Linked DNA regions of Homo sapiens: region 2 is linked to region 1. Evidence: chromatin loops called from intact Hi-C (ENCODE). Cell type or tissue: CD4-positive, alpha-beta T cell. All regions are shown on one strand. Each heading gives the region's core, and the rest is flanking DNA. Links, peaks and the distances in the headings are about the cores only. Region 1 overlaps RAB11FIP4 (RAB11 family interacting protein 4). Region 2 overlaps RAB11FIP4 (RAB11 family interacting protein 4).

Region 1 (15,531 bases), core at 3,291-11,290:
GTGATCATTATCCCCATTTTACTGATGGGGAAACAGAGGCTCAAAGAGTAGCGCATCAGAAGTCCTCCAGCCAGAGGGCAGGGCAGGGCAGGGCAGGGCCCCCCACCCCGCCTGCCTTTGCATCCACACACTTGATTCCATTTATCCTTGACACCTCCCACACTTTGTGGATTTTCAAACCTCATGGTGACAACAAGGAGAGCACATTTTATAGGGACATGTGACTAATTATGACTCCTTAGCATGCCGCCTAACGCAGCAACTTCCACGTCCATCCACTTAACGCCCTCACAGGACACTGCAGGTTAGTGCGGGGACACCTAAGAGAAACAAGGCAGGAGGGAGACCAGAAGAGACCTGGGGCTCTCAGAGGACAATGCGCCTGGTCTGTTCTTTCACCTGGCCAGGAAGAACTGCAAACTTTTCACCTTCCTGGCCACACGGGTAGCGAGAGTTCCCCCTTGCTGGGAATGCCCGCCCTGTGGCTCATGTGAGAGCTCAGCAACTTGGCAATGGTGTTTCTTCTGGACTTCACCGCAGCCCGATGAGCTGAGCCTCTTTTCCCCTTTCTGTAGGTGAAGGGTCTTGCCTGGGGCCATGTGGGAGTTTACAGCCGGGTCCGGACATGATTCTGTTTCCCCAACACCCACCTTCCCCCTACAGCCACATCCTGGGGAGGCTATGGCCCACCAGCTCCCAGAGGCAGGCAGAGGGCCCAGTGCAGATCAGCGTCCTTGCTCCTCAGGTGTCTGACGTGGCCTCTGGCCACTGACACGAGGACACAGAGGCCGAGTGTGTGCCGGGCACTGCCCCACTAACACCTGGCTCATGACATGCAGGTGGAACCACCGGGCCCTCTCACCCAACATCTACAGCAGCGTCCTGATACTCCCAGCAGCTGGCCCAAGCCCCTGACCGGGTGGAGAGAGCAGCCTCAAATGGCTTGGCTCAGGCACAGGCAGGGCAGAAGCAGGGGCACCAGGTTCCCACCCTCCAAAGAAGACCACCACCTCCTCGGGCAGGCTTTCAGCCTTGGACTAAGCAGAGTCCACATCTGCCCAGCCCTTCAGCAAGCTCCTCGCCTGTCTCACACACCCCATCCCTCACAACAGCCCCGTGCGAGCTGCCTGGGGTAGACAGGGCAGAGATCTGGGATTCATCAGCTCCGTCTGACACCTGGGGAAGATGAGGCTCAGAGTGGGAGAGTGGCTGCCCTGGAACCTTGCAGTTCACAGAGGGCCTGCAGGGACCTGACACCCGGCTGACACACCAAGTCCTCACCTGCCTGGCCACACATGCGCACACACTCTCTCCAGCTTTTTCTCTTAAAAATGGCTATTCCCAACATTAATACTTTTTCATTCAACCCACAGTTGTTTGTCCAAGGCAATCGGAAATTTTAATTATAACTTTAAAACCATTTCTAGTAGTTTGCCCCCTAAATTCAAATATAATAAAGACAGTTTACTGCACGCCTTGGTTAGCCCAGGACAGTACTGGTTTATGCCTGTCCCAAGATCCCCTTGGTTTGGTATTTGCCATGGTCACCCTTGCTCCTCCCTGAGGGCCAAAGTCCCCAGCCCCAGCTCTTGTTTCCCCGGCCCTCTGGGGAAGGGTCTGGTGGAAGCCCTTGCTCCTTCTCCCGCCGGCCTGGAGGGGAGATGCTGGAAGGTGCCAGAACGCAGCCTCTTCTCTCTCCTTGAGCCACCATTCATGGGCTGGGAGAACTCGGAGTCAAGCATACTAGGACTCTTCTTGGCCAATTTCCCTTTTGTATGTTTTTTAGATAAAGTTGCAGAGGAAAAGGAAGAACTTGGCCATAATAAAAACATTGCCCTCATAAGGTTTCCAGATGGCCTGGGGGTCACAGACTTCTGGAGGCGGTGGGTTCCTCTCCGGCCAGGCTGCCTGCAGGTAAGAATCACGCGGAGCCCCCTGTTGAGCATACTTCCAAGTAGACTGGGGGTCATGGGAGAGGATACCATCACCCCACCTCACCGCACTATGCTCGTCAGGATGCCCAGAGAGCTGCCCGCTCACCCCAGCTGCACGGTCTACATCCTCACCACAGAGGCGCCCACCCAAGCCTGGCTCTGGAGGGCTGGCAGGAGTGGTGGGGCAGGGACAGGGCCTCCCCAGAGCTCATGTTTCTAGGTGGCCGGGGTCAGCAAGTAAGGTCTGTGCCCAGGGCAGCTTCCAAGACTGCCTCTCAGAGCCCCGGTTTCCTGCCCATTCCCGCCTGCTGTGTGAAAAAGGAGTCCACACACGGCCGTCCAGTCACCACCCAGGGACCCTACACATGTCCAGGCCTGGAGCTTGGCCTGGTGTTCCCAGGGTTTGCACAGAAAGGCTGTGTCTGCTCTTTTGGGGGCCTTTGGGGAAGGGACAGTGTGGTATCCTCAGGAGGCAGCACCGGGCATCGTCTCTGGCACAGTCTGACTTGCCAGGGCTCTGTCCCTCAAGACCCAGAGCCAGCCCTGAGCTCACAGCTCCCTGTACCCTGGGACACAGGGCCAGCCACCATAGGCCCACAGGCTTGGCTGGTACATGGCCACACCACCCCAGGCTTTCTTCCACCTGCCAGCGGACCCCGGGGTGAAGGGAGAGAGCGGATGCAGCAGCGTGTTCCTCCAGAAGCCCCAGGAGGCCCCTGGGGGTGGGCTTGGGTGAGGGCTCAGCTCTGGGGCCTAGCAGTCTGGGTTTCCGGCCCTGCTGGCCCAGCCACTTACAAGCCATGTGACCTTGGACAAGTGACCACCTTTGTGAGCACCTGGCTCCTCACCTACAGAATGGGGCCAGTCAACTCCACCTCAGTGGCAGCTCTAGGGGGCCACACGTGACAATTTACACCGGAGAGTCGGTCACGGTAGGAGCCGTAAATTCTGACCTGGCCTCACGAGGGGCTACAGGCAACAGAGGGTGAGCTATTCCTACAGCCATGGGTCCCCGGCTGGTCAGCCAGCAATGTCCTGGACAGACGAGCAGCCAGGAGGGACGCCCACCCTCCTCAGAGAAGCCAAGCTGAGGAATTACCTGAGGCCAGGGCATTCTGGAGAGAGCTGGAGAACAGGATCCAGCCAGCCACTCTGGCAGGGCAGGTCTGCATCCCCTGCACCCCTACCTCGCTGTCCCACTGTCCCACCCTGTCCCCAGCAGGGAGTGGGAACCTAGAGGCACACAGCCTGCCGTGGGGCCCTCTCCAGTCTTGAGAGCCGTGTTCGCCTGCCAGCAGGCCCCAAGTCACCCCTTCTTTTGTAGGAAGTTGGCAAGGGATGAATTCAGGGCTGCTGAAAAGGCCAAGTATCAATACACGTGGGGGCCGTCCCAGCCTCAGAGTGGCCAACAATGCCACACTGTCCACACTCTCAGAGCGGATGCAGCATCTGGTCCTCTCCCTCCCCACCTCCCCCATGGGGAGCCACCTCACAGGCACACGCCAGCACCCTGCGTTTCCCTGAGCTGACACACAGAGTACATGGACCCCAAGTGACCACATGTCCACCTTCCCTGTGAGAGCAAGGACCCTAAGTGGGTAGCTATGGGGATTTACATGTCAGAACCCCAGTGGTTAGCACTGTAGAGAGCACATGGCAGGTGGTGGAACCATACTGTACTGCAGTATGATGAGCTGGGAACAGCACAGCCACAGGACCCTGAGACCTGGGTGCCGACTCTGGTGTGGTCACTGCCTGACTGTCTGATGCTGGATCAGCTGTTTAATTTCTGGGCCTGATGTAAACACGGGGAGGGAACCACCTGCCTGGCAGGCTGCCACAGGGAACTAGGACAATGCCTTGTGTCATGAGGGCGCGGAACACACGGCAAAAGGAGGCGCGGGGTGGCGTTAAGGACAAGCTCTGGAGTAGACGGCCAGGCCAGAGCCCTGCTCCACCATTCACCATTCATGAGCTCTGCAGCTTCAGGGTTACTGAACTGCTCAGTGCCTTAGTTTCCCCATCTATAAAATGGAGTTAACTGTGATTAGGATTAAATGAGCTGCTACACATCCTAAGCACTTTATGGTCTTAGCACACACAGAAAGTGCTCAGAAAACAAAACAAAACAAAACAAAAACACAAAAACAACAACAAAAACAAAAAAACCCTTGGAATGCAGTGGCGCAATCACAGCTCACTGCAGCTTCAAACTCCCAGGACTCAAGTGATCCTCCCAGCTCAGCCTCCCAAGCAGCTAGGACTACAGGTACACACCACCACACCCCAAAACTGAACTACTATTGTCGTCATTGTGTTGAAGGAAAACAATCCAGGGTACCTCCTGGCCTCCTGGCTCCCATCCAGCCCCTGGGACCTCTCCCTCTACCCACCGTGGCTCACTGGGCTGCAGCTCGGCTGGGTTTTTTTGGCTGCAGGAAGCCAGACCTGCAGGTTCCAGAGCCTGCCCTCCAAACATCAGTGCCTCTTTCTCCCCACCAGGGTCCTCTCCTGCCCACTCTTATGGAAGGTCGCCCTGCACACGAGTCACACCCTTTAGTAAGCATTAAGATGAGATGCTGCCTGGGGAAGGGAGTCCAAGAAGCTCCGAGGTTCCAGCTCATCCACCCCCAGCCCTGGCAACGGCCTCATTCCCCAGGCACTAACTCAGAGCCAAAGAACAGCTCTGTGGGGACAAGGCAGGGTAAAAATAGCTTGGGCGGGCACATGCCCACTTCCCTTGCAGCAAGGCACCAGCAGGCACACGTGCAGCGCTGCCGCTGGGAAGGTGTGCATGTGTGCGGTGGGGGTGGACACACACTAAGCCTAGTGTAGGGGAGTCCAGCGGTTGCCAGGGCTAGGCCTGTGATGAATCTCTCACCCCACTCCCAGCCAACCAACAGCTCTGGAACGAGATGGGCCAGGTCAAGGTCTCACGGGGTCCTTCCTATGGGCAGCAGGAAATTCAGCTTACTGAGCTAACTCATAGGTGCCAATGTCCCCAGGTCCACAGGGAAGGGATGTGATTGCTAGGGCTGGGGTCTTCCACACCCCACTGTGGCTTGGCTGCTCTCATCATGAAAAGGTGGTGGCCGCAGAGACTGGTACGCAATCTTGGCTGTAACGGACTCCTGCTGCAGCTGCCAACCCTGGCTCTGGGTCAGGCCTTGCTCTGCAGATGCAAGGCTGGGTACTTATCAGTTGCTGATAAGAGGTTTTGGTTCAACAGAGAGTTGCCCAGGCACCAGCCAAGGCAAGGGTGGGATAAAGGGGGTTCAAGCATCCACCCAGAGGCAGTGCCTCGGCCTTGCCTTCTGAACAACAAGCAACCTCAGCTCAGACATGAGGCCTCGGCTCACCCCAACAGAGCCAGGGGTAAGCATGGGAGCACCAGGTCGCCAGGTCACGAGGGATCATCCCACACCTCAGCCAGCCCCGGGGACTGACCACATACTGTGAGATCAAAGCTCTGCAGCCCAGAGCTTCCCGCTCTGATCAGGAAGAAATGCTGCACTGCTACGTTCCATCCCCAGAGTGGCTCAGAGGCCCCGGGGTGTCAGGGAGGGACCCAGTGCCCCATTCCTCCAGCTAAACTCCCTCCCAGGGGATGGCAGCCAAGGCAGGGCAGCTTCCAGACTCTCTTCTCCCAGCCGGGGGCCCCGGATCCACCTCCTGAAACTCACCCCAGAAAGGGTGTGGCCAGGAGCTCAAGACCACCCCTCAGCAGGGCCCACTGCTCCCGCCCTGCAGCTTCTAGGAGTGGATCTTGTGTAGACACCTGGTTGCTGCGCTCCACTTCCATCCTAAGGTGGGCCTGCAGACCCCAGGAGCGGGGGCAACCGGGACAACTGGGGTTCCCCAGGTGCTCATTCATTTCACATGAGAAGCAAGCAGGCTTCTTGCATCACCCCCAGAGGGAGGTAATAAATCACCCTATTTTACAGATTTTTTGTAGAGACAGGGTTTCACCACGTTTCCTGTGCTGGTTTCAAACTCCTGGGCTTGAAGATGTGGAGACTGAGGCTCTTGGGCAGATTTGGTTCAGTTCTGGATCTGGCACACACTGGCTGTGGAACCTCAGGTTGGTGCTGAACAGAAAAGAAAGCGAAAGCCATGCTTGTGTTTCTCCAGAACTCATGACATTTACATAAAGCAAAGGCGGTCACTCAACAAGTTCTGCTGCTGCACAAACATCACCGAGGAAGGGCTGCTGAAGCCCACACTGCCTTTCTTTCAGTGTTTTCATCACAACTCTTGAGCTGTCTCTCTCTCCGATCTCACAACCTCACCCCAACACACACACTGCTGATAAGGCAGCGTCAGAGGAGCCCACAGAGAGGAAGCGGGGTGTGTGCTGAGGCTCCCAGAAAGACTCAGAAATGAGAGATGTCAGATAACCTCCTGGGAGCTCAACTAAGAGAGATGCACACATTTCCTGAGGCTGACAGAGGGACTGAAGTACTAAGGGATCTAAAGACAGAGCCTGTCCTCAGGGAGGGGCTAAGCGAGTGGTCTCCTGGGAAGCACCAAGAGGGAGGGTCTGAGGCCGACCCGGGCCGCGTGCACCCAGGCACTGGCCAGAGGTGTCAGGTCTGGCTGGCCAGCACATCCAGCCTGCCCCAAAGGCGGTGGGGCCTGGCTCAACATTCCACACCTGTCCAGCCCTTGGCCCCTGTGTCCAAGTTCACGTAGCACCCACTCCCAGAAGCCTGCTGACAGACAGGAGAGAAGGGCTGCCCAAGCTCATGTGAGTGCATTTCTCACCACAAGGGGATCCACTGGCTCTGCAGGTCCATTTAGGGACAATCAGTGAGCATGAGTGGACTCAAGTTGTGGGGTGTGGGAAAAGCCAGTAAGATCTGGTTTTCAAGCCCATTAGGATGCAGACCAGACCCTGGACCATGGTGTGATCCCACTGGAAACATCCCGAACAGCTGAGCCATCCACTGTGGGGAGACGCTCTCACTCCTCTCTCCCCACTGTGCCACTTCCGTTCCAATAACAAGTGAGCATGTCAAAGGTTGGGAGTTAAAAACGGGCCGGGCACAGTGGCTCACACCTGTAATCCCAGCACTTTGGGAGGCTGAAGTGGCTGGATCACTTGAGCCCAGGAGTTTGAAACTAGCATAGGAAACATGGTGAAACCCTATCTCTACAAAAAATACAAAAAGTTAGCCAGGTGTGGTGGCGCATGCCTGTTGTCCCAACTACTTGAGAGGCTGAGGATAGAGAATCACCTGAGCCCAGGAAGTCGAGGCTGTGATGGTGCCACTGCACTCCAGCCTGGGCAACGGGAGTGAGACCCTGTCTAAAAATAAATTAGTTAAAATAAAATAAAATAAAATAAAACAAAACATATTACTAAAAATCTAAGCCAGGCATGGCAGTGCATGGCTGTATCCCCAACTATTTGGGAGGCTGAGGCAGGAGGACTGCTTGAACCTAGGAGTTCAAGGCCTACCTGGGCAACATGGTGAGACCCTATATCTTAAAATAATAGTAATAATAATAATAGATGAGAGAAATGAAGGAATAAAAAAATGCTTGAATCATCCAAAAGGACAGATGACTGATAGCCAGAATACATAAGGAACTCAAACAACTCAATAGCAAAAAAACAAATAATTCAATTTAAAAATGGGCAAAAGATCTGAATAGGTGTTTCTCCAAAGACAACACACAAATGGCCAAGAGGTATATGAAAAAATGTTCAACATCACTAATCATCAGGGAAACACAAATCAAAACCACAATGAGATACCACCTCACCCTAATAAGAATGGCTATCATCAAAGAGACAGAAAATAACAAATGCTGGCAAGGATGTGGAGAAAAGGGAACTCTTATACACTGTTAATGGGACTGTAACCTTTTTTTTCTTTTTTTGAGATGGAGTCTCACCCTGTCGCCCAGGCTGGAGTGCAATAGCACGATCTTGGCTCACTGCAACCTCCACCTCCCGGAATCAAGCGATTCTCCTGCCTCAGCCTCCCGAGTAGCTGGGATTACAGGCACATGCCACCACGCCTGGCTAATTTTTTGTATCTTTAGTAGAGAAAGGGTTTCACCATATTGGCCAGACTGGTCTCAAACTCCTGACCTCATGATCCGCCCACCTCGGCCTCCCACAGTGCTGGGATTACAGCTGTGAGCCACTGTGCCCGGTTGGGACTGTAAGTATTAATAGAACAATCATTATGGACAACGGTATGGAGGTTCCTCAAAGAATTTAAAACTATCATATGATCCAACAATTCATCTACTAGGTATACAAACAAAAGAAAAGAAATCAGTATGTCAAAGAGAGATCTGCATTCCCACATTTATTGAAGCACAATTCACAATAGCCAAAATATGGAGTCAACTAAGTATCCATTAACAGATGAATGCATTTTTAAAATGGGGTGTATATATACACAATGGAATAGTATTCAGCCATAAAAAAGAATAAAATCCTGTCATTTGTGACATGGATGAACCTACAGAACATTGTGTTAAGTGAAATAAGCCAAGTAGAGAAGGACAAACAGCATGATCTCACTCCTATGTAGAATCTAAAGAAGTTATCCCATAGAAGTAGAAAGTAGAATGGTGGTTACCAGAGGCTGGAGAGGGTAGGAGAAGGGAGGACGGGGAAAGGTTGGTCAACAGGCACGAAGCTATAGTCAGATGGGAGGACTAAGTCCTGGTGTTCTATTGCACAGTAAGGTTACTACAATTAACAACAATGTGTATTTAAAAATAGCTAGAAGATAGCATTTTGAATGTTCTCACCACAAAGAAATGACAAGTGTTTGAAGTGATGGTTTTGCTAATGACCCTGATTTGATCATTCCACAATACACATGTGTATCAAAACATCAGACTGTACTCTCTAAATATGTACAATTGTATGTCAATTAAAAACTTAAAGATTATGTAGGATTAAAACTCTACCACATCAGTAATACTTTTAAAGAAAACTGAGTAAATAATCCTATTAAAAGATCAATATTGTCAGAGTAAATTAAAAACAACTACATACCACTTACAAGAAACACAATTGAAATTTAACAAGATGTAACACTTTTATATCTATGCATCTAACAGTCTCAAAACATAAAGCAAAACTTAACAGAATGGGAAGTGGGAGCTGTTAATTCACCTCTCTCAGAAACTGATGGAACATGCTGAACGTGGCTCACACCTGTAATGCCAGCACTTTGGGAGGCCAAGGCAGGTGGCCAGGAGCTCCAGGCCAGCCTGGGAAACATAATGAGACTCCATCTCTACAAAAAAAAAAAAAAAGTAAAAAAGAATAGCCAGGTGGTGCATGCCTGTAATCTCAGCTACTCGGGAGGCTGAGGCCAAAGGATTGCTTGAGGCCACGAGTTCGAGGATACAGTGAGCTATGATTGCACCTGGGTGACAGAGCTCAAGATTCTGTCTTTAATAATAGTAATAATAATATTATTAATATATTATATATAATTATTATATATTATAATAATTATGTATTATATAATTATTATATATTATATATAATTATTATTATATAATTATATATTATATATAATTATTATTATATAATATATAATTATTATTATATATTATTATATATTATAATTATTATTATATATAATATATAATAATTATATATAATATATAATTATTATATATAATATAATAATTATATATTATATATTATAATTATTATTATATGTTATAATAATTATTATATATTATATAATAATTATATATTAATATATAATAATTATTATATATTATTATTATTACTGATGGAATAAGCAAACAAGAGAATTAGAGAGGACACAGAAGACCAGAACAACACAAACTCCAGACTGATACATACAGAACACTACACTCAACAACTGCAGAATAACACCAGTAGATTAAAGGCTAATGAAAAACTAGATACTTGCACAATACCGAAGAATCACCCTACAGATTGCTGCAAAACACCAAAGCACCCCACATACCTCTACCAGGGAGAACACAGACTACTGTCCCTTTAATGCAGAGATCAAATTTAGCATCACTAATTGGAAAGAACCAGGCGCTGGCCTCCCAACGCGATGCCTAAGAGGTACACAGCATCACCTATAGTGTGGGCTTAACTAAGTATTTAACTCAATTCAAATCAAGCCTTAGGATCTAACTTCTACCAAACGGAAAAATGGGATAGAAGTTACACATCACCACAGGGAAGATGCATTTCTAAAGGTTGAGGCAGGCTGGAAGAAAACGCATTTCTAACAAGTTCTCGGGTGATGCGGATGCCACTTGTCCCAGGACCACACTTTGCAAACCACTGTTCTAGATTAACTGAGAGACATAGAAACCGAATATTATCCTTGATTAGATCCCAGATCAAACAAACAAACCACCACCAGCTGTAAAAGACCTTTTGAGGATAAACAAGGAGGATGGAATCTGGAGTAGATATTGGGTGATATTAGGGAATTATGCTTAATTTTGTCAGGTGTGTTAATGGCATATAGTTGTGAAGGAAAATGTCCTTAGTTTTGATAATATTTAGTCTAATTTCTTTTCAAATGGCTCATTTGAAAAGAAACTTGGTTCATTTGAAAGTTACAGGACAGGCACGGTGGCTCACGCCTGTAATCCCAGCACTTTGGGAGACCGAGGCGAGCGCTTATCATGAGGTCAGGAGTTCAAGACCATCCTGGCCAACATGGCGAAACCCTGTCTCTACCAAAAATACAAAAAAATTAGCCGGGCGTGGTGGCGGGCACCTGTAATCCCAGCACTTTGAGAGGCCGAGGCAAGCGGATCATGAGGTCAGGAGTTCAAGACCATCCTGGCTAACACAGTGAAACCCCATCTCTACTAAAAATACAAAAAAATTAGCCGGGCGTGGTGGTGGGTGCCTGTAGTTCCAGCTACTCGGGAGGCTGTGGCAGGGGAATGGCGTGAACCCAGGAGGCAGAGCTTGCAGTGAGCCGAGGTCGCGCCACTGCACTCCAGCCTGGGTGACAGAGCGAGACAATGTCTCAAAAAAAAAAAAAAAAGAAGTAGTAGTAAACATTATATGGAAACATGAAAAAATAGCCTGCCCCAAATTTGCTGAACTAGTGAAGGAAAAGTGTTATTGCCTGTCTTTTGGATAAAAGGTATTTTAACTAGGATGGGATGATATCTCATTATAGTTTTCATTTGCATTTCTCTGATGATCAATGATGTTGAGCACCTTTCATATGCCTGTTTTCCATTTATATAAATTACATATAACAGAAATGTCTATTCGGATCTTTTGCTGATTTTTTGATCGGTTTATTCGCTTTTTCCTGACAGGTCTGGCTCTACTTAAAAGAATATGAAAAAGTGAAGCCATCCTGAAAGAATACTATCCTAGCGGGTAGAGTCCACAGAAACTGGAGCCCGAACAGACCAACATGAGCTTCAAGGATGAAATGAGAACAGAACGACGAGCAGTCTTGGTTTCAAATGATCAGATCAAGCGGCAATGGATGGCTGAGGTCATAAGAATGATCCGGCCTCTAAAAGACCATTCACAGTCATAACAGTCCTAGAAATGTTTCCAAATAGAGCAGGTGGTCAAGAGCCATCCCCAGGGGGTCCCTCACCCATGGGCCTTTGCCTGAAAGCAGAACTGCCTCCCCTCTACTCTGCCAGGCTTTGCCCACCCTCCTCTTCCTCTTCCCCCTTCCCTTGAAGGAGGTTCCCAAGACCCTTTTCTGCTATGGGCTGAATCCTGTTCCCTCTAAAATTCATATATTGAAGTCCTAATCCCTAGTACTTCAGAATGTGACTGTATTTGTAGATAGTCTTTAAAGAGGTAATTCAGGCCGGGCTGAACTGCAGGCTCACACCTACAATCCCAGCACTTTGGGAGGTCGAGGTGGGTGGATCACTTGAGGTCAGGAGTTCGAGACTAGCCTGGCCAACATGTTGAAATCCAGTCTCTACTAAAAATACAAAAATTAGCCAGGCGTGGTGGCACATGCCTGTAGTCCCAGCTACTCGGGAGGCTGAGGCAGGAGAATCACTTGAACCTGGGAGGTGGAGGTTGCAGTGAGCCGAGATAGTGCCACTGCACTCCAGCCTGGGCAACAGAGCAAGACTCTGTCTTAAAACAAACAACAAAATAATAATAATAATAATAAAGAGGTAATTCATTTAAATTGAAGTCCTAATGGGTGGGCCCTAACGCAATGTGACTGGTGTCCTTATAAGAGGAGATTAGGACACACGCAAAGGAAAGACCATGTGACGACACAGGGAGAAGATGGCTGTCTGCAAGCCAAGGAGAGAGGACTCAGAAGAAACCAAGCCTGCTGACACCTTGATGCTAGACTTCAGCCTCCAGAATTGTGATAAAACACACTTTGGTTGTTTACGCCACGCAGTCTGTGGTCCTTTGCTATGACAGCCGTAGCAGACCAATAGACCAATATACCAATATCCCTTCTCCTCCCCTAGGAAGGCTTCATGGAAACCCCAACCCAAGCTCAGTCTGGATTTTTCGCCCACCTTCTCACCCTGATAACAAAAGAGAACTTTTTAAAGGTCAATTCAATTCAACCTTTATTTTTTTATTTTTTGAGATACAGTCTTGCTCTGTCACCCAGGCTGGAGTACAGTGGCACAATCTCAGCTCACTGCAACCTCTGTCTCTTGGGTTCAAGCAATTCTCCTGCCTCAGCCTCCCAAGTAGCTGGGATTACAGGTGCCCACCAGCACGCCCAGCTAATTTTTGTATTTTTAGTAGAGATGGGGTTTCACCATATTGGCCAGGCTGGTCTTGAACTCCTGACCTCAAGTGATCTACCTACCTCAGCTTCCCAAAGTGCTAGGATTACAGGTGTGAGCCACCTCGCCCAGCCAATTCAACCTTTAAAGAGAACTACAGATGGTCCTCAACTTACAATGGTTTGACTTACAATTTTTTTTTTTTTTGAGACAAGGTATCGCTCTGTCAACCAGGCCAGAGTGCGATGGCACCATCTCAGCTCACTGCAACACCCCCCTCCTGGGTTCAAGTGATTCTCCTGCCTCAGCCTCCCAAATAGCTGGGATTACAGGTGCCCACCACCACGCCTGGCTAATTTTTGTATTTTCAGTACAGATGGGGTTTTGGCATGTTGTCCAGGCTAGTCTCAAACTCCTGGCCTCAAGTGATGCAGCCAGCCACCTTGGCCTCCCAACGTGCTGGGATTACAGGCCACCGTGAGCCACTATGCCCGGGCTCACTTTGATTTTTCAACTGTATGATGGTGCAAAGTGATCCACAGTCAGTAGAAGTCATACTTCAAGTACCCATAAGAGCATTGTCTTTCACTTTCAGCATAGTACTTAATAAATTGCGTGGGATGGGCTGGGTGCGGTGGATTACACCCAGCACTTTGGGAGGCCGAGGCGGGCGGATCACGAGGTCAGGAGATTGAGACCATGGTGAAACCCCATCTCTACTAAAAATACAAAAAATTAGCTGGGCGTGGTGGCGGGCGCCTGTAGTCCCAGCTACTTGGGAGGCTGAGGCAGGAGAATGGCGTGAACCCGGAAGGCGGAGCTTGCAGTGAGCCGAGATCGCGCCACTGCACTCCATCCTGGGCAACAGAGCCAGACTCCATCTCAAAGAAAAACCAAACCAAACCAAATCAAACAAAACAACAACAACAAAAAATAAATTGCGTGGGACATAAAACACTTTATTGTAAAACAAGCTCTGTGTTAGATGATTTTGCCCAACTGTAGGCTAAAGTAAGTGTTTGGGCACATTTAAGGTAGCCTAGGCTAAGCTATGGTGTTTGGTAGGTGAGATGTATTAAACGCATTTTTTTCTTTTTTTTTTTTTAACTTATGATACTTCCAATATACAATGGGTTTATCAGGACGTAACCCCATCAAGGAGCATCTGTAACTGGATTTCCAGAACCTACTCAAGAGACTCAGGGATTTATTTTTGGTCTGTCCTAAAAAAAAAAAAAAGTTGTATTCTCTTATTCTCTTTCACGATTAGTTTGAAATACTGCTACTTCTTAAGAGATGATATTTTGTTGAAATCAAAGCTTGGTGAATCTATGATTATCAGGATGGCATTCTATAAACACTATATGCCAATCTAAGTAAGTTATTTCCATTTTCTTTTTTTTTTTTTTGAGATGGAGTCTCACTCTGTCACCAGGCTGGAGTGCAGTGGCACGATCTCGGCTCATTGCAACCTCTGCCTCCCGAGTTCAAGCGACTCTCCTGCCTCAGCCTCCTGAGTAGCTGGGACTACAGGCGCGTGCCATCACACCCAGCTAATTTTTGTATTTTTAGTAGAGACGGGGTTTCACCATGTTGGCCAGGATGGTCTCGATCTCTTGACCTCGTGATCTGCCCGCCTCAGCCTCCCAAAGTGCTGGGATTACAGGCATGAGCCACCATGCCCAGCCACTTCCATTTTCTTGTGCATTCTCTCAGTAGTATAAGTATTCTATTTCAATTTCAGAGAAGCATATGCACAGTTCAGAGACGTTAGAATTGCAAAGGCAATTTTTGTTTGCCCAAAACTGTATTTAGTATAGTTATAAGACAAATGTAAAAGGTATTTTACCTACACAGCGATTGCTTTACAAGAGAATAAATCAGCAGTTAGCCCTGGAGCCACAGGCCCTCACACAAGGAGCCTTTTATCCTGGGTCAGGCTGCCTCTGTGACCAGCAGCGCTCAGTAACTGAACAAGATATTACCAGTTTCTCCGTGCCAGACAGTATTTCTGGCTACCTGACATCTGGAGCATTTTCCTCCCTCTGTTGTGGTCAGTGTGGGAAGGAGGGCCGCTACTGCCCCCGGGACACGTGGGCACCCTGCTCAGAGGGACGCCAGCTGGCCTGTGACATGGCCCAAACCCGAGCCCCACCCCCGCCACTCCACAGCGGTCTAGAGCTGGTTTGTAACCAAGGTGCAGCTGAATTTAGCTCAGTGAATCATCTCCAAGGAAAACCCACAGAGAAAGTGAACTCACCTTTTAACCAAGTCCTGGATGGGGTGTGACTGTCCCAAGAATGCCCTGGGTCCCAGATCTGAGTGCCCCAGTAAGCCCATTTCCTAAACAAAAAGGGTTTGAAGAGGCTATCTAGCCTACCCTCTGCCCTGCAAACAGAGCCAACGGCCTTGATTTTCAAATGAGAATGTGGACTTCGGAGGCAAACTGTTGGGGATTAAGAAAACAGAACTTAAATTGCTTCCACATCTGGAAAACAAACCCAGCAGCCAGCCCCAAGAATTCCAGGCATGCCAGCTCAAAGAGAAGCTGCAGGTCAGGGGAGGCTTTTCCTCTTAGCTTTCAGTCCCCCATCACCTACCTGAAGCCACAAAGATCTCCTGTCTACAAATAGCTAGTGGAGCCACAACTCAGAGAAAGAGAACAAAGTTGACATACTAGGGCGCCTACCATGTGGCCAGTCTGCTCTGTGCTTTACAGAGGTGGTAAACTCCCTGCAAGTAATTATCATTTTCCTCCTTATAGATGGGGAAATGTGGCCAGGTGCGGTGGCTCATGCCTGTAATCCCAGCACTTTGGGAGGCCGAGACGGGCGGATCACGAGGTCAGGAGATTGAGACCATC
Region 2 (15,531 bases), core at 7,010-15,009, 69 kb after region 1:
CAAGCGGGTGCTTCCCTGCCCATGGGAAGGGCATTATTATGTCAGCTCCAGAAGCGAATGGAAAGGACCCAGCAGGGGCGTGGTGCGGGTGCTGTGGGTGAGGGGCTGTTTGTGAAGGCGAGTGCTTGAGTTGGCAGGAGGGGCTGGGATCCAGTGTTCAGGCGGTGTGCGGGTGAGGAGCTGGGATTGGAGGGCATGGCCTGTGTCAGAGCAGGGTCATGCCACTCACCATCCCAGCAGCAAGCTGAAAGTGTGGGTGCAGGTGGAGGCAGGCTGGTGACTTTGGGAATGGGAAGGGGAGGGAATTCTGTCCCCTGTGTCCTGAATGATTCCCCTGAGGGTTCTGAGTGGTACAGAGAATGCAGGCATAGGTACTACTGACTGGGGGACCTGTCTCCTCAGGAACCTTTAGAAACATTAATCCATTGCATTCTCACCACAACACTGAAAATCAGGCTGACGACTCTGATTTTAGATAGGCAGAAATGAAAAAGGCTCAGAGAGGTGAAGCGACTTGCCAAATGACACACAGAAAGTGGTCAAGCAGAACCCACACTCAGCCCGTTTGACTCAAACCTGAGCTCTTTCCAGGATTCTGAGCAACCTGGGTGAGAATTTGCAGTGTCTGGAGGATCTGGTCAGAAGGATTCTTACAGGTTCAGGGCAGCCCCAGACAAAGAGGGCTGGAATCAGGCCTCCTTGAGGCCAGCCTTGAGAGGAGGCAAAATTACATCATTCCTGGAGCCTGCCCATGGAGCTCATTCCAGGCCTCAGCCACGCGGGGTCAAATTTCCTCATTTCTCCCTCCCAGTGAAGACCTGTTTTGTTACTAAAATGAACACTGCATTTACTTTATTACAAGAAAACAGGGCTAGGAGAGGTTGCTCATGACTGTAATCCCAGTGCCTTGGGAGGCCCAGCTGGGAGACTTGCTTGAGGCCAGGAGTTTGAGACCATCCTGGGCAACATAGCTAGACCCGGTCTCTGCCAAAAAAAAAAAAAAAAAAATTAGCTGGATGTGGTGGTATGAGCCTGTGGTCCCAGCTACTGAGGAGGCTGAGGTGGGAGGATTGCTTGAGCCTGGGAGGTTGAGGCTGCAGTGACTGCACTCCAGCCTGAGTAACAGAGCAAGACTTTGTTTCTTAAAAAAAAGAAAAGGAAAACAAAATAGCAATAACAGTAATACCTTACATAAAGCGGCCCCACAGCAGAAGATGGACATGGGTCTACAGTAGAAGTGGGACTCGAAAGAGCAGCCTCTAAAGCAAAACAATTTAAAAAGTCTTTCCCGCAGGGCGCGGTGGCTTACACCTGTAATCCTAGCATTTTGGGAGGCCGAGACAGGTGGATCGCTTCAGCCCGGGAGCTCAAGACCAACCAGGGTAACATAGTGAGACCCTGTCTCTCCAAAAATCCAAAAATTAGCTGGGTGCATGCCTGTAGTCCCAGCTACTCAAGAGGCTGAGGCAGGAGGATTGCTTGAGCCTGGGAGGTGGAGGTTGCAGTGAGCTGAGATCGCGCCACTGCACTCCAACCCGGGTGCTAGAGTGAGATCCTGTCTCAAAAATAAAATACAGCAGTTGGGCGCGGTGGCTTGTGCCTGTAATCCCAGCAATTTGGGAGGTGGAGGTGGGCAGATCACCTGAGGTCAGGAGTTCGAGACCAGCCTGGCCAACATGGTGAAACCCCGTCTCTATTAAAAATACAAAAATTTGCTGGGCATGGGGGTGCGCGTGTGTAATCCCAGCTACTTGGGAGGCTGACACAGGAGAATCGCTTGAACCCGGGAGGCGGAGGTTGCAGTGAGCCAAGATCGTACTATTGCACTCCAGCCTGGGCAATGAGTGAAACTCCATCTCAAAAAAATAAATAAATAAAATAAAGTAAAATAAAATTGATAAAAGTCTTTCTCATTATCTTTATTTTACTTTATTTTTTGAGATGAGATCTTGCTCTGTTGCCCAGGCTGGAGTGCTGTCGCACAAACGGCTCACTGTAGCCTCAATCTCCTGGGCTTAAGCAATCCTCCTGCCTCAGCCTCCCAAGTAGCTGGGACACACAGGTGCTTGCCACCAAGCCCAGCTAATTTTTGTCTTGTTTTGTTTTGTTTTGTTTGAGACGGAGTCTCACGCTCTGTGGCCCAGGTTGGAGTGCAGTGGCACAATCTCGGCTCATTGCAAGCTCCACCTCCCGGGTTCACGCCATTCTCCTGCCTCAGCCTCCCGAGTAGCTGGGACTACAGGCGCCCACCACCACGCCCGGCTAATTTTTTGTATTTTTAGTGGAGACGGGGTTTCACCGTGTTAGCCAGGATGGTCTCGATCTCCTGACCTCGTGATCCGCCCGCCTTGGCCTCCCAAAGTACTGGGATTACAGGCGAGAGCCACGGCACCCGCCTGTCTTTTTTGTATTAATAGATATGGGGGTCTCACTTTGCTGTCCAAGCTGGTCTTGAACTCCTAGCCTCAAGGGATCCTCCAGCCTGGGCCTCTCAAAGTGCTGGGATTACAGGCTTCTTTCTTATCTTCAAAATATGTTTATTATGTTCCATGTTTGTTTTAATGTTGGACAATGTTTTCTCCAATTCTTCCAGGCAATCTGCTGCTCCAGGAAGATGCCCCCTGGTGTCCCAGCAAGTGGCTGGTATCTCCCTCGGGCACAGGTACCCGGAGAAGCACCGTCCAGTGTATCTTAGGGGCTTGGATTTCTTCCCCACATTATCTCAGATAATCCCCCCAAAGACGTGGGGGGGGTCTTTTCTAGTTTTCTCTTGAGATTGCCCCTCTCAGGAGACAAATACACCTACTCCAATGTCCTAATCTCAGCCCAAAGAGGATGGAGATGTGGCCTGGTCATGTATAAGAGCCCACACCTCCTAACACTGTACCCAGTGTACAGTGTTCATCGCACAGACGTTACCCATCGCACAGACGTTCAATGGCCCATGGCGTGTTCCTGGAGCCAGAAAGTACCAAGGCCGGCTGCCTCCCCACAATTTGAGAGATGCCAAGGGTGGACGCTCGGCCGCACACACACAATTAGGCATTTATTTTTCCCCAAATGCCAGAAGGGACAGAAGCTGCAAGGGGTGTTTAGATCATGTTTCAGCTGGGAAAACTGAGGCCCACTGAGTGGGTGCCAACAATATGCATTTTAAATGTGTTTTAGACTTGAAAAATAAACACAGTAGAACTCCCCTCCTGGCCCCCTCCTCGCCACACCATTTTATTTTTAATTTAAATTTAAGTTGCAGTACCCCAAAGGACCAGAAAATCAATAAAGGCAAATCTAAATTGAGGGGCATTCTTCGAAGCAAGTGGCCTGAAGTTTTTAAAAAGGTCAATGTCATTAGGAGTAAAAAAAAAGAAAAAAATAGAAAGAAAGAAAAGAAAAAAAAAGCCAAGGAACTCTTCTAGATTAAAGGAAACTAAAGAAACATGGCAACTAAACTACTGTGTGATCCTGTATTAGATTTGAGATAAAAATAAAAGCTATAAAAATATTATTGGGATGGCTGGGTGCGGTGGCTCACACCTGTAATCCCAGCACTTTGGGAGGCCGAGGTGGGTGGATCACGAGGTCAGGAGTTCAAGACCAGCCTGGCCAACATGGTAAAACCCAGTCTCTACTAAAAATACAAAAAAAAAATTAGCCGGGAGTGGTGGCATGCACCTGTAATCCCAGCTACTCGGGAGGCTGAGGCAGGAGAATCGTTTGAACCCAGGAGGCGGAGGTTGCGGTGAGCGGAGATCACGCCATTGCACTCCAGCCTGGGTGACAGAGCAAGACTCCGTGTCAAAAAAAAAAAAAAAAAAAAAAAAATATATATATATATATATATATATATATATATATATATATATATATAAAATTGGGAAAATTTGAATGTAGATTTTACAATAGGTAACAAATTGTGCCAATGTTAAGTTTCCTGCAAGTCATAACTATATTGTGGTCACATAGGAGAGTGTCCTTCTTAGGAATGGCCAAGTATTTAAGGATGAAGTGTCATGTCCGCAACTAACTTTCAAATGGTCCAGAAAAAAAGTAGTATGTATGCACATGCACCCCACCAACAAACACAGGGGCAGAGAAACTCAGTTTAGCAGCATGTTAACAGCTGTCATCCAAGCAAAGGATATATGTGGATTCATTGTTCTGCTCTTTTCTGAAGGTTGAAAATTTTCAAAATAAAAAGTTGGAGACCAAGTCAACTCTCTAGGTCTTTGTTTAGTAAAAGTGATCTACTCTTTATTCTTGCACCATCTGCAGCAGGAGCTTGGGCCCTCAGAGGTTTATAAACTGGATGGTGAGTTTAGAATCTCCACTGATATCCCAGTTCAGCCTCTGACACATGAAGCACCATAGGCCCTGCTAACCCAGAGTCCCCACTGGTTTCGACCGTGCTTTCTCGGAGAACATCTGCCCTCATGTGATTGTGTTTGTGTGTTTCCCACAGTTACTGTTTCAAAAATGCACTGCACTAGACTCATTAATGAGGGAAGCAGCAGGTAGGGATAACTCATCCAAAGGAGAAGGGGAGGGATCAAAGTCTATGTAATCAGGGAAAGAAAGGATGCTGAAATGAGACTGGAAAGGTATATACGAAGGTGGTTAATGTCCTACAGGTTCATAAAACCCAAATTTTTCCCTCCTGCTCAGCTTTAAAAAGACGGGATGTAAGGAGCCTCTCCAAGGTTTTGTCAAGCTCTAACTTGGTGAGTAGGTTCTAAAGATACATGTGGACTTGGGCGTCAGGGTTGGGTTAGGCAGGAGGTGGCCCGTGGGAAGTAGCACTTGCTGGCCAGCTCAGCTTAGCGTCTCTAGGGTAGGGATGGTCAGGGGTAGGAGGTAGAAGACACACGGTCCAGGGCAGACCAGGCTGAGGCAACGAACAAAAGGGGCTTCCATATCTGCACTGCTTCCATCCCCGCCACCTTTGGCTTAATCAGAGTTGAGTTATTTCCCAAAGACACAAATCGAGGATCTTACAGAAGCTCTGAGGCTTGGGATAAGTAGATTTTTTTTTCTCTTTAGAAGGGTGGGGGGGGTGTTGAAACATAGAAAAATATATTGGGGCCAGATATAAGTAGAAAGGCTGCTTCCCTGGGCTCTGAAACTCCCTCCTGCCACCACACCAGTGGGAGCATGGCACCCCACCCACACCTCCACCAGCACAGTGAATCACAGTGCTGTTTGTCAGGAAAAGTATTTTTAGAACTTATAAGTGCCATTGTCATGAGTGGTTTTAGAAATGCTTGTTTCAGGATGGATGAAATGAAGCGAGGGTGGGCTTAGATGTTCAGGCTGTAGGCCTCCTCCCCAGCAAGTTCTAGAGAGAGGCACAGGTTATCATCATTTTAAAAACTTCCAGGAAGACAAGGGTTTGGCAAAGCCCCTTCTGAATATGAGCAAAAGAGCCAATTTGGGCTCAGGCTCAGGTCTGGGTTCCCAGCAAACCCCATTTCTTTTCTTCTTTTCTTTTTTAGATAGGGTCTTGCTCTGTTGCCCAGCCTGGAGTGCAGTGGCACAATCTCTGCTGGCTGCAACCTCTGCCTTCTGGGTTCAAGTGATTCTTGTGCCTCAGCCTCCCAAGTAGCTGGGATTACAGGCATGCCCCATCATGCCAGGCTAATTTTTTTCTTTTTTTTTCAGTAAAGATGGGGTTTCGCCATGTTGGCCAAGCTGGTCTTGAACTCCTGGCCTCAAGTGATCTGCCCACCTCGGCCTCTCAAAGTGCTGGGATTCCAGGCCTGAGCCACTGCACCGGGCAAACCTCACTTCCTTTGCCATCAGGGGACTGCGTGCGTAAGCATAGCCTAGCAAGAAGCTGCTGGTTCCAGCCAGGTGAGGGAGGGCAAGAGGAACTGACAGGAAAAAGGCAAACTGGATCCCTACCTCACTCTAGACATCAGTCAATTCTACGAATTAAAAATCAAATACACAAAAATAAAACAGAACAGTTTCACAATCTTGGGCGGGAAAGCATTTATAAGCATTACACCAAAGGCTGAAGCCATAAAGGAAAAGAATGATGAATTGGCTATAAAAATTTTTAAATTTGGTATCATGAACAAAGTTAAAAATAAATAACAAGCTGGAAAAAATTTAATGTATGTCAAAAAGTTATATTTCTGGTTCTTAAAAAATACTCAATAGAAGTAAACATAGCCAGGGTGGAGAATGTCGACAGGCAATTCATGAAGAACGCCCTCTTAGTGACCAAAAAATGTACTTTAAGAAGTTAAACTGTATTATAATTCAAAAGAGGGGTTCTAATTTTAGCCTCTCAAATTTAAAGGATCTGAAAACTCAGCAACACCAGTATCAAAAGGGTAGCAGGAATCTGACGCAATCCTGATGGGATTCCTGCAGAGGAATTTGGCAGATTAGTATTAGGCAGTTTTAATATTTTGCATCCTTTTCTTTTTTTTTTTTTTTGAGACAGAGTCTCACTCTGTTGCCCAGGCTGGAGTGCAATGGCACGATCTCAGCTCACTGCAACCTCCGCCTCTTGGGTTCAAGGGATTCTCCTGCCTCAGCCTCCCGAGAGGCTGGGATTACAGGCATGCGCTATCACGCCTGGCTAATTTTTGTATTTTTAGTAGAGACGGGGTTTCACCACGTTGGTCAGGCTGGTCTCAAACTCCTGACCTCAGGTGATCCACCTGCCTCCACTTCCCAAAGTGCTGGGATTACAGGCATGAGCCACCGCGCCCAGCCTTTGCATCCTTTTCATAAAACAGTTTCCACTTGCCTGAATTTACCGTCTGGGTTGGCAAATTTTTTCTGTAAAGGGCAGACAGTAAATATTCTAAGCTTTGCAGTCCATTTGGCCTCTGTGGCAGCTTTTCAGCTCTGCCACTGTAGTGTGAAAACAGCCACAGATAAGATGTGAACAAATGGGTGTGGCTGTGTTCCAGTAAAACTTTATTTACAATAACAAGCTCCTAGATTTGGCTCGTGGGGTCTGTAATTTGCCAACCTCTGATTTACTTTAAAGCAACGATTGCTGCTGTGGGGAAATACTTAGCTATAAGAATGATTATTACACTGCTTTTGTTCATTCCCCAAATTACGTTAAAAATATATATATACACCTGGCTGGGCATGGTGGCTCACGCCTGTAATCCCAGCACTTTGGGAGGCCGAGGCAGGTGGATCACGAGGTCAGGAGATCGAGACCATCCTGGCTAACAGAGTGAAACCCTGTCTCTACTAAAAATACAAAAAAATTAGCCAGGCGTGGTGGCGGGCACCTGTAGTCCCAGCTACTTGGGAGGCTGAGGCAGGAGAATGGCGTGAACCCAGGAGGCGGAGCTTGCGGTGAGCCGAGATTGCACCACTGCACTCCAGCCTGGGCGACAGAGTGAGACTCCGTCTCAAAAAAAAAAAAAGTGTATATACGCCCAACAATAAGAAACTGGTATATAAATTTGGTTGTCTTCATGTGATGAAATATCATGTTGCCATTTAAAATTTAAAATGGCAGCATGGCTACCTTGTTATATAGAATTAAGCATGATAGAAAATAGCATATAAATAAACTATTAAATATAAAGAGAGTTTAATGGGCCAGGCATGGTGGCTCACACCTCTAATCCTAGCACCTTGGGAAGCCAAAGCAGGCAGATCACCTGAGGTCAGGAGTTCGAGGCCAGCCTGGCCAACATAGTGAAACCCCGTCTCTACTAAAAATACAAAAATTAGCCAGGCATGGTCGTGGGCGCCTGTAATCTCAGCTACTCGAGAGGCTGAGGCAGGAGAATTGCTTGAACCCGGGAGGCAGAGATTGCAGTGAGCCGAGATCACACTGCTGCACTCCAGCCTGGGCAATAAGAGCAAGACCCTGTTTCAATAAATAAATAAATAAATAAATAAAATAAGGAGAGTTTAATAGGGTTATCATGACAAGATTAACACCAAAAATGAAAACCTATCCTATACATCAGTTGTAACCAGTTATAAAATATCATAGCAAAAAGATCCTACACATATCAGCACAAAAACTCCAAATATAGTCACCCTAAGAAGAAAGTGTGCATAACCTATTTAAGAAAATTATAAAACTTTCCGGCCAGATGCGGTGGCTCACACCTGTAATCCCAGCACTTTGGGAGGCCGAAGCAGGAGGATCACCTGAGGTCAGGAGTTTGAGACCAGCCTGGCCAACGTAGTAGAACCCCATCTCTACTGAAAATACAAAAAATTAGCCGGGCATGGTGGTGGGCACCTGTAGTCCCACCTACTAGGGAGGCTGAGGCAGGGGAATCGCTTGGACCTGGGAGGCAGAGGTTGCAGTGAGCAGAGATCCAGCCACTGCACTCCAGCCTGGGCAATAACAGCAAAACTCCATCTCAAAAAACCCAAAAAACCAAAAAAGAAAAACAACAGAAAACTTTCCTAGAGGGCATAAAAGGCCAGAATAAATGAAAAGATATATGCATTCCTGGATGACAGAATGCAATATTGTAAAGAAGCCAATTTCCTTCAATTAATGCACAAATTTAATTTCAAATATGATCTCCTACAGGATTTGCAATAGAGCTTGACAAAAAGGCTGTTCCAGAAAAGAAAATATGTAAGAATAACAAAAAAACAGTTTTTTTTATTTGTTTTTGTGTGTGTGTGTATGACAGAGTCTCACTTTGTCGCCAAGGCTTAAGCGCAATGGCGTGATCTCAGCTCACTGCAACCTCCGCCTCCCGGGTTCAAGTGATTCTCCTGCCTCAGCCTCCCAAGTAGCTGGGATTACAGACATGTGCCACCATGCCTGGTTAATTTTTGTATTTTTAGTAGAGATGGGGTTTCACCATGTTGGTCAGGCTGGTCTTGAACTCCTGACCTCGGGTGATCCACCTGCCTTGGCCTCCCAAAGTGCTGGGATTACAGGCATGAGCCACCGCACCTGGCCTTAAAGGTTAAAGAAACAAAGAAGGATGAGAGAGCCTTTCCCTATCAGATATCAAACTATAAACAAGAGTAACTGAAACTATGGTTTTGGCTTAAAAGTAGGTAGACAAACAGATCAATATAACAGACCAGAGTCCAGAAAGAGACCTACGTATATAAGGTAAGTTAGCATACAATAAAGATAAAATTTCAAATCAATTGAGAAAGAGGGACTATTCAACATTAGGAACTCAAAGTACTGGCCATATTGAGGAAGTAAGAGTGCCAGATCTCTACTCCCACCAAAAGCAAAAATAAGCTCCAGGTGGATAAAAGAGCTAAGCATAAATACTTCTTTTTCTCAAAAGTATCTGAAAACTATATATAGGAGAATATGTTTATAGCCTGGAGGTACAGAAGGCACAAAATGATACACAAAATGCAAATGGCATAAAAAGGTTGATAAATGATGACATCAGAATTAACATTCTGTGTAATAAAACACTCCTAAAACAAGATTAAAACACAAGCAAAATCCATAAAGATTGATAATCAGGATATATAGAGATTTCAACCTGTTGCTGTGGCTCACACCTGTAATCTCAGCACTTTGGGAGGCCGAGGTGGGCAGATCACCTGAGCACAGGAGTTCAAGACCAGCCTGAGCAACATGCAAAACCCTGTCTCTACCAAAAACAAAACAAACAAACAAACAAACAAAAAAACAAAAATTAGCTGGATGTGGTGGCGTGTGCCTGTGGTACCAGCTAATTGCGGGGCCGAGGCAGGTGGATCGCTTGAGCCCGGGAGGCAGAGGTTGCAGTGAGCTGAGATTGAGCCACTGCACTCCAGCCTGGGCAGTAGAGCGAGACTGCCTCAAAAAACAAACAAGCAAAAAACAGAATATACAGAGATTTCTTATAAATCAATAAGGAAAAGACAAACAACCATATCGAAAATGGGCAAAGAATATGAATAGCTAATTCGTAAAAGCAGAAATCCAGAGGGTATGGGAAGATAAGAAAAAGATGGTCCGCCTCCCTAGGAAGCTGGGCAGCACAGAGGACGGCAGCAATGGGCTTTCCTCCCCTCAGGCTGCTAGGCCGGAGACCAGCAGGTGGATGGATGGCTTCCGGGGTTGGCGAAGGCCATGGGGAAAGGGGCAATCTCATATAGTGCTTGGGTGATACAAATGGTACAGGCTTTGTGGAAGAAAATTTCATCCGTATCTGTTAAAAAACAAAATCTACATACCCTTTGACACAGCAATTCTGCTTCCAGATACCTAGTTCTAGAAATACTTAGAGACACACCCAAGGAGCATGGATAACGATGCTTGCTGTGGGTGCTGTCCTGGGGGTGAAAAGGAGGAGCTCAGCCTGAGCCCTGAAGCCACTGGGTGGACATGGGGCTGGCTGTCATGAAGGGTGAGGTTCAGGCAGTGGTAGAGGGTGAAGGGCCCCCAGGAAGCTCAGTGCAGGTCCTTCTCCTTTGGGCTGGGGCAGAAGGAGTCAGGGAGGCTTCCTGGAGGAGGCGGTACCTAAGTAAAAATTTTTTTTTTAAGAGAAGCAGTCTCACTATATTGTCCAGGCTGGTCTCAAACTCCTGGGCTCAAGTAATCCTCCCACCTCAGCCTCCCAAAGTGCTGGGATTACAGGCATGAGCCACCACTCCCGGCAAGTAAGTCTTAAAAAGGTGAGTAGACGTTAGCTCCTGACAAGGAAGCGGGAGGGAGGACATCCTAGGAGAAAGATAACACTCAGAGGCAAGAGAGAACATGGCTTTCTCAGGAAACGGGGAGCGGTTTGGTATCGCCAGTTTTAGGTGTGAGATGCACCATGGTGAGAGATGAGGCTAGAGTAGTGGGTAGGAGCTGATGTTGGTTTTCATCCCTTGGTAAGGACGGGTCCCAGGAGCGGGATGGGGGTGTGGAGAGAGGAAGGCTGAGGACAGGAGGACGCCCGGTCAGTGGGTGGCAGTGGCTGTGATGGAAGGGGGAGGCAGGGGTGAGTGGGGAACAGAGGACTCAAGGCAGCTGCATGAGGAGGCGCTGAGGATGACTCTCTGGGTTGGAGGCTACTGACACCATTTGCTGGCGTGGTGGCTACACAGGAGGGGCAGGTGGCTGGATGCCCTCTCCATTTCATCCACCATAGGGTGGATGAACAGGGCCCAGGGCCTTACAGCACTTGTAGGATTAGGGTTCACATTACTGCCTGCTGAGGGGTGACCACGGGCCCCTAGCAACTATCCCATTGCCTTTAGCACCCGAGTGTCGGGCTCTCCACGTGTCTCCATGCCCCCTCCCCACGGGGGCCCCTATAGCATATGGACTGGGGGCTGATGGGCAGCCTGAGCAGGACAGTCTCAGAGGGACTCCCAGGGCGATTCCAGGGACCCCATGCATGGACCCAGGGAACCTGGGGAGTCCTTCAGGACACACCTAACATTCCCTTTGACCAGAAGCAAATTTCCCTGGGTCAGGAAACTCTCTCAACAGCCTGCTCAACAGTTGGGGTTCCCAAGCCTCAAAGTTTCCCTCTGCCAGGGTCTCGCAGGGCTCTGGGGACGCAGGTGGAGCCACATCCAGTAAGGTCAGGAACTGGTGCATCCAGGCATCAACTGCCCGGGATAGACTTGCACTGGCCTGAGGTCTGGACAGCAACCCCAGGGGCCCCTGCTTGATGCCCAACGCTAGAGGCTTCTCGGGGCCTGGGAGGGGGTCAAGAAGGGCAGGGTGCTCTCAGGGGCCAGGTGGCAGCTGCTGGCCCACCAGCCAGCACTCAAGCATTCACTGCTTTAATTACGAGCCACATCCAGTGGTTAAGTCAGAGGTCTCCGTCCACACCCTGAGGGGAGGGGGCTGTGCCCGAAAAACAAGCTTCACCTCCCAACATACACGCATGGCACAGGGATGGAGCGCCTGCCATCCCATCTGTGTGTCATCCCCACACCTCCTCAAATCATGCCTCAGGTTTGCGTTCCCTGGGGGCATCTGGGAAGCCTACGTAGTGATCCAGGCACCCGCTTCTTCTCAGTCTCAGACTGACCCCTAGGGGACAGCTAAGACACAGCAGGGCGCAGAGAGCCGGGCCTGAGAAATTCGGACCTGCCCAGTCCAGCCCACTCTGACACCTCATCTGCAGAGCTGTGGTCTTGACCTTGCTATTACAGGAGCCTAAGCCAGGAAGAGGACTCATTCACAATCCAGAAGCCGTCTGCCCCGTCAGGCTGGTCTTCGGATTGTGCCCCCTTCCTCTCCCTGCCAACACGCAGAAGCCCATGGTAGGGAATGGAGTCCAGGTCAACCAAGCAGCCCCAGCGAGCATAATGAACAAGGCTGCCACTGTGTCCACAGCTACCGCCATCTCACTAGGCTCTGGCCAACCAAGCCGGGGCCAGACCTCCATGGAGGGCAGAAAGGAGTTCACCCACGAGAAGCTTAAAATCCAAAGCATTGGGAGGCCGAGGCGGGTGGATCATGAGGTCAGGAGATCGAGACCATCCTGGCTAACATGGTGAAACCCCATCTCTACTAAAAATACAAAAAAAAATTAGCTGGGCATGGTGGCGGGCACCTGTAGTCCCAGCTACTCAGGAGGCTGAGGCAGGAGAATGGCATGAACCCGGGAGGCGGAGCTTGCAGTGAACCGAGATTGCACCACTGCACTCCAGCCTGGGCGATAGAGCAAGATGCCGTCTCAAAAAACAAAAAAAACAAAAAAAACAAAAAACAAAAAAAAACAAAAAAAAAACAAAAAACAAAACCCAAAGCAACAAAAACCTATAGGATTGCAAAGTCCCATGAAGAAACAAGGAGAAGCACCAGGCTTGCTGAGATAGGCTGACGCGGTCTTTCTTTCTGCTTTCCCATAACCTCTAGACTTTGGAGGAAAGCAATATCGGTTTACAAAAAAGAGTACCTTGGTGGAGGCCCACTCTTCTGCACCCCCTGCTCATCTTTTCTCCATGTGCCACCTTTTCCAGAGGTGTGAATGGCAGAATGTGGGGGCCACAAAAGCAGCCAAAGACTACAGGGAACACGTCACCCCTACCCCAACTCCCACCCCCTCTCCCCAGGCCTCGGCTCCACTCTGCCCTCCAGTTCCTGGGGCAGGGCTTTACTTTAACATAATTTTGCAACACCAGTATCCGAGGGTAAACTGAAAAATGCAAATGGTAACTTCAGCACCATTTTCTTACAGCAGCAGGCGGCGAGGAATTAGCACGTATTAGGGGTCTGTCTTCCCACTGAACTTTCACAACAGACCCTCCAGATTGGCACAGCAAGCCTTGTTTTACAGTTGAGGACACTGACGCTCAGCGGGGTTGAGAAGAACGTGCTCAGGTTCCATGGCCTGTCCTGGGTGGCCCACGTGGGTATGGACCCAGTCCTGCACACCTCTGCACGCTGCCTCCTGCTCAGCAATCCAGGAAGGGCCCCCCCAGCAAAGTTCCTGGGGCACTCAGTATTTGTCCCACAGTGGAGGTCCTCTTTCCTAATCCTGGTTCCATTAGCTGGCCCCAAATACATATTCAACCCCTGCTTGCTGGACCCATCAAGACAGGCCTGGAGCCATCACTGCTGGCATGGGCATGGGCCTGGGGCCCAGCTATCTCCACGCATCCCTGAGGGCTCTTGCTTTGAGCACAGCAGCCTGAGGCCTAGCCACCTGACTCCCAGCCTGGGGGCCCTGGCCCACAGTTGGTGCCTGGCTTTGGTCTCTGCCACCATGGACTTGGCAGCCCTCAGCACTGTGTCCCTCTCTGTGGACTGTCCCTCCTCCAGTCCTGCCCAGGGAACCTAACCCTGACCCCACGACCCAGCTGGATTCCAAGAGGCCTACCATCAGCCAAAGTGGCCTCTGGGGTCCTGGATCTCCTTCAGCTATAAACATACTCATGTTTTGGGGTCCAGAGGAGGCACCCATCAGAACTGGGGAAAAGGTTTGGGGGTTGGGCTGGGTAAGAAATCAAAATCATCCTCTTCTAGTTCTGGGTGTTGCCACCAGGAGGGACCTCGCTGGTTGTCAGCTTGTGCACCTTCAACTGTTTCTCTGTAGGATGAAGCTGCACTGCTTGGAAAACTAGTTCAAAGTTTCATAAGAAACACACCATTAGGCAATGATAACAGAAAAACAGAGCCTTGGGGACTGTGGTCTTTGTCCCGCTTCCTGATACAGAGCTTCAGGATGGGGTTGGTCACCAGAAAGACCAAGCATACAATAAGGTGGGAACTTTCTCACCTTCCCACCTACCCCCAACCTCCAGGCAGAGGAGAGGGGCTGGAGACTGGGTTGTAAAAACTGTTTAATTTTTGGAGATGAGTCTGGCCCTGTCACCCAGGCTGGCTGGAGTGCAGTAGCACAATCACAGCTCACTGAAGTCTCAAACTACTGGGCTCAAGTGCTCCTCCCACCTCAGTCTCCCCAGTAGCTGAGATTACAGGTGTGCACCACCACATCCAGCTAATTTTAAGTTTTTATGTAGAGACGGGGTCTCATCATCTTGCCCAGGCTGCTCTCAAACTCCTGGGCTCAAGCTGTCCTCCTGCCTCAGCATCCCAAAGTGCTGGGATTACAAGCATCAGCCATCACGCCAGGCCTACAAATTCTTGAACAATGAGATGCAGAGAGCCCGGGTGCTGGTAGCACGGTGATGTGCTGGGAGGCAGCGCCCCTAAGCGAAGGTGCGGAAGCTCTGCATCCCTGCTCCCCATACCCTGTCTTGTACATCTCTTCCGTGTGGCTAATCCTGAGTTGTATCCTTTGTAATACACTGATCATCGTAAGTACAACCATTTCCTGAGTGTTTCCAGTGAATTACCCAGCCCGAGGGAGGTGGTCCTGGGAACCCTGTGTTTGCAGTTATCCAGGAAGAACTGCAGCTGGCGTGGGAGGTGGGGCAGTCTCATGGAGTTGACCTTGACTCATGGAGTCTGTGCTAATGCTGGGTAGTTAGTGGCAGGTGGAACTGATTGCTGGACACCAGTTAGTGTCAGAGAATTGGAGAATTCGTTGTTGTTTGAAAACAAACAAACAGGAAGCGTTCAGCTCAGAGAGCGATGGTGCAGAAGAAAAGGAAACAATTCTAGTCCTGCCTCCCCTCCACTTGCCACTTTCCCTGTCTGGAACTCAGTCTCTCCTCCGTGCCACAGATGGGAAATAAAGTTGCTGGGTGAGGACCCCCAGCTGTTACACATTCTGCTGGGGCTTCCCAAGGGGACTCAGGGCTCCTGTTCCAAAAACTATTTCTTGACTCTGATGCTCAAGAAGGGTCCTCAGAGGGAGGTTCTGGGTCCTCCCAGATACTGAAAATGGAGCAAAGGCAAGACCAAGAAGGAGGAGGCAGAGCCATGGAGGTCCTTGAGGCCCCCCAAGCCTTACCTGCTCCACGCAGTCTGGGATCTCTGGCGCGCACGGCAGCGTCCCCGCGCTCTCCACCGACAGCACATCCTTCAGCAGCTCCTCGCACCCTGCGCAGACAGGCAGACACACGGGACAGTGAGGGGTTGAGCCTCAGCCTGGGACGGCTGCTCTGCTTCTGACTAATGGGCATAGGGTGGGAAGGGCTGAGGTGGGGGCCCGAGGCTCCAGGAGGCCAGCTGAGCACTGGAAGGCAGGGATGGAGCCCAGGCGG

Evidence for each region. Peaks named below come from ENCODE experiments on the same cell type or tissue, not always from the same donor. Only the 100,000 strongest peaks of a DNase experiment are listed, where the experiment ranks them.
Region 2: a loop joins it to region 1, with 3 times the contacts of the local background. A loop is called at or near these places in 19 of 110 quality-filtered maps.

Annotation. Positions count from the first base shown.
Region 1 is chr17:31,499,568-31,515,098 of GRCh38, reverse strand. The region is part of intron 3 of RAB11FIP4 (RAB11 family interacting protein 4); the gene reads right to left. Among named protein-coding and RNA genes, the nearest start is that of MIR4724, 28 kb to the left of the region's middle. RefSeq lists enhancers at 4,669-5,459, 5,741-6,220, 14,265-15,224, 15,225-15,531. In CD4-positive, alpha-beta T cell, for the core only: a CTCF peak has its summit at 6,701; DNase peaks (open chromatin) are centred at 5,382, 6,198 and 6,688; H3K4me3 peaks cover 2,288 bases; H3K27ac peaks cover 4,861 bases.
Region 2 is chr17:31,433,870-31,449,400 of GRCh38, reverse strand. RAB11FIP4 (RAB11 family interacting protein 4) reads right to left here. Exons shown (of 15, transcript NM_032932.6): 3 at 15,279-15,367. Among named protein-coding and RNA genes, the nearest start is that of RAB11FIP4, 50 kb to the right of the region's middle. RefSeq lists enhancers at 11,757-11,866, 13,302-13,802, 13,803-14,303, 14,965-15,531. In CD4-positive, alpha-beta T cell, for the core only: CTCF peaks have their summits at 11,741 and 11,943 (motif pointing left); a DNase peak (open chromatin) is centred at 11,940.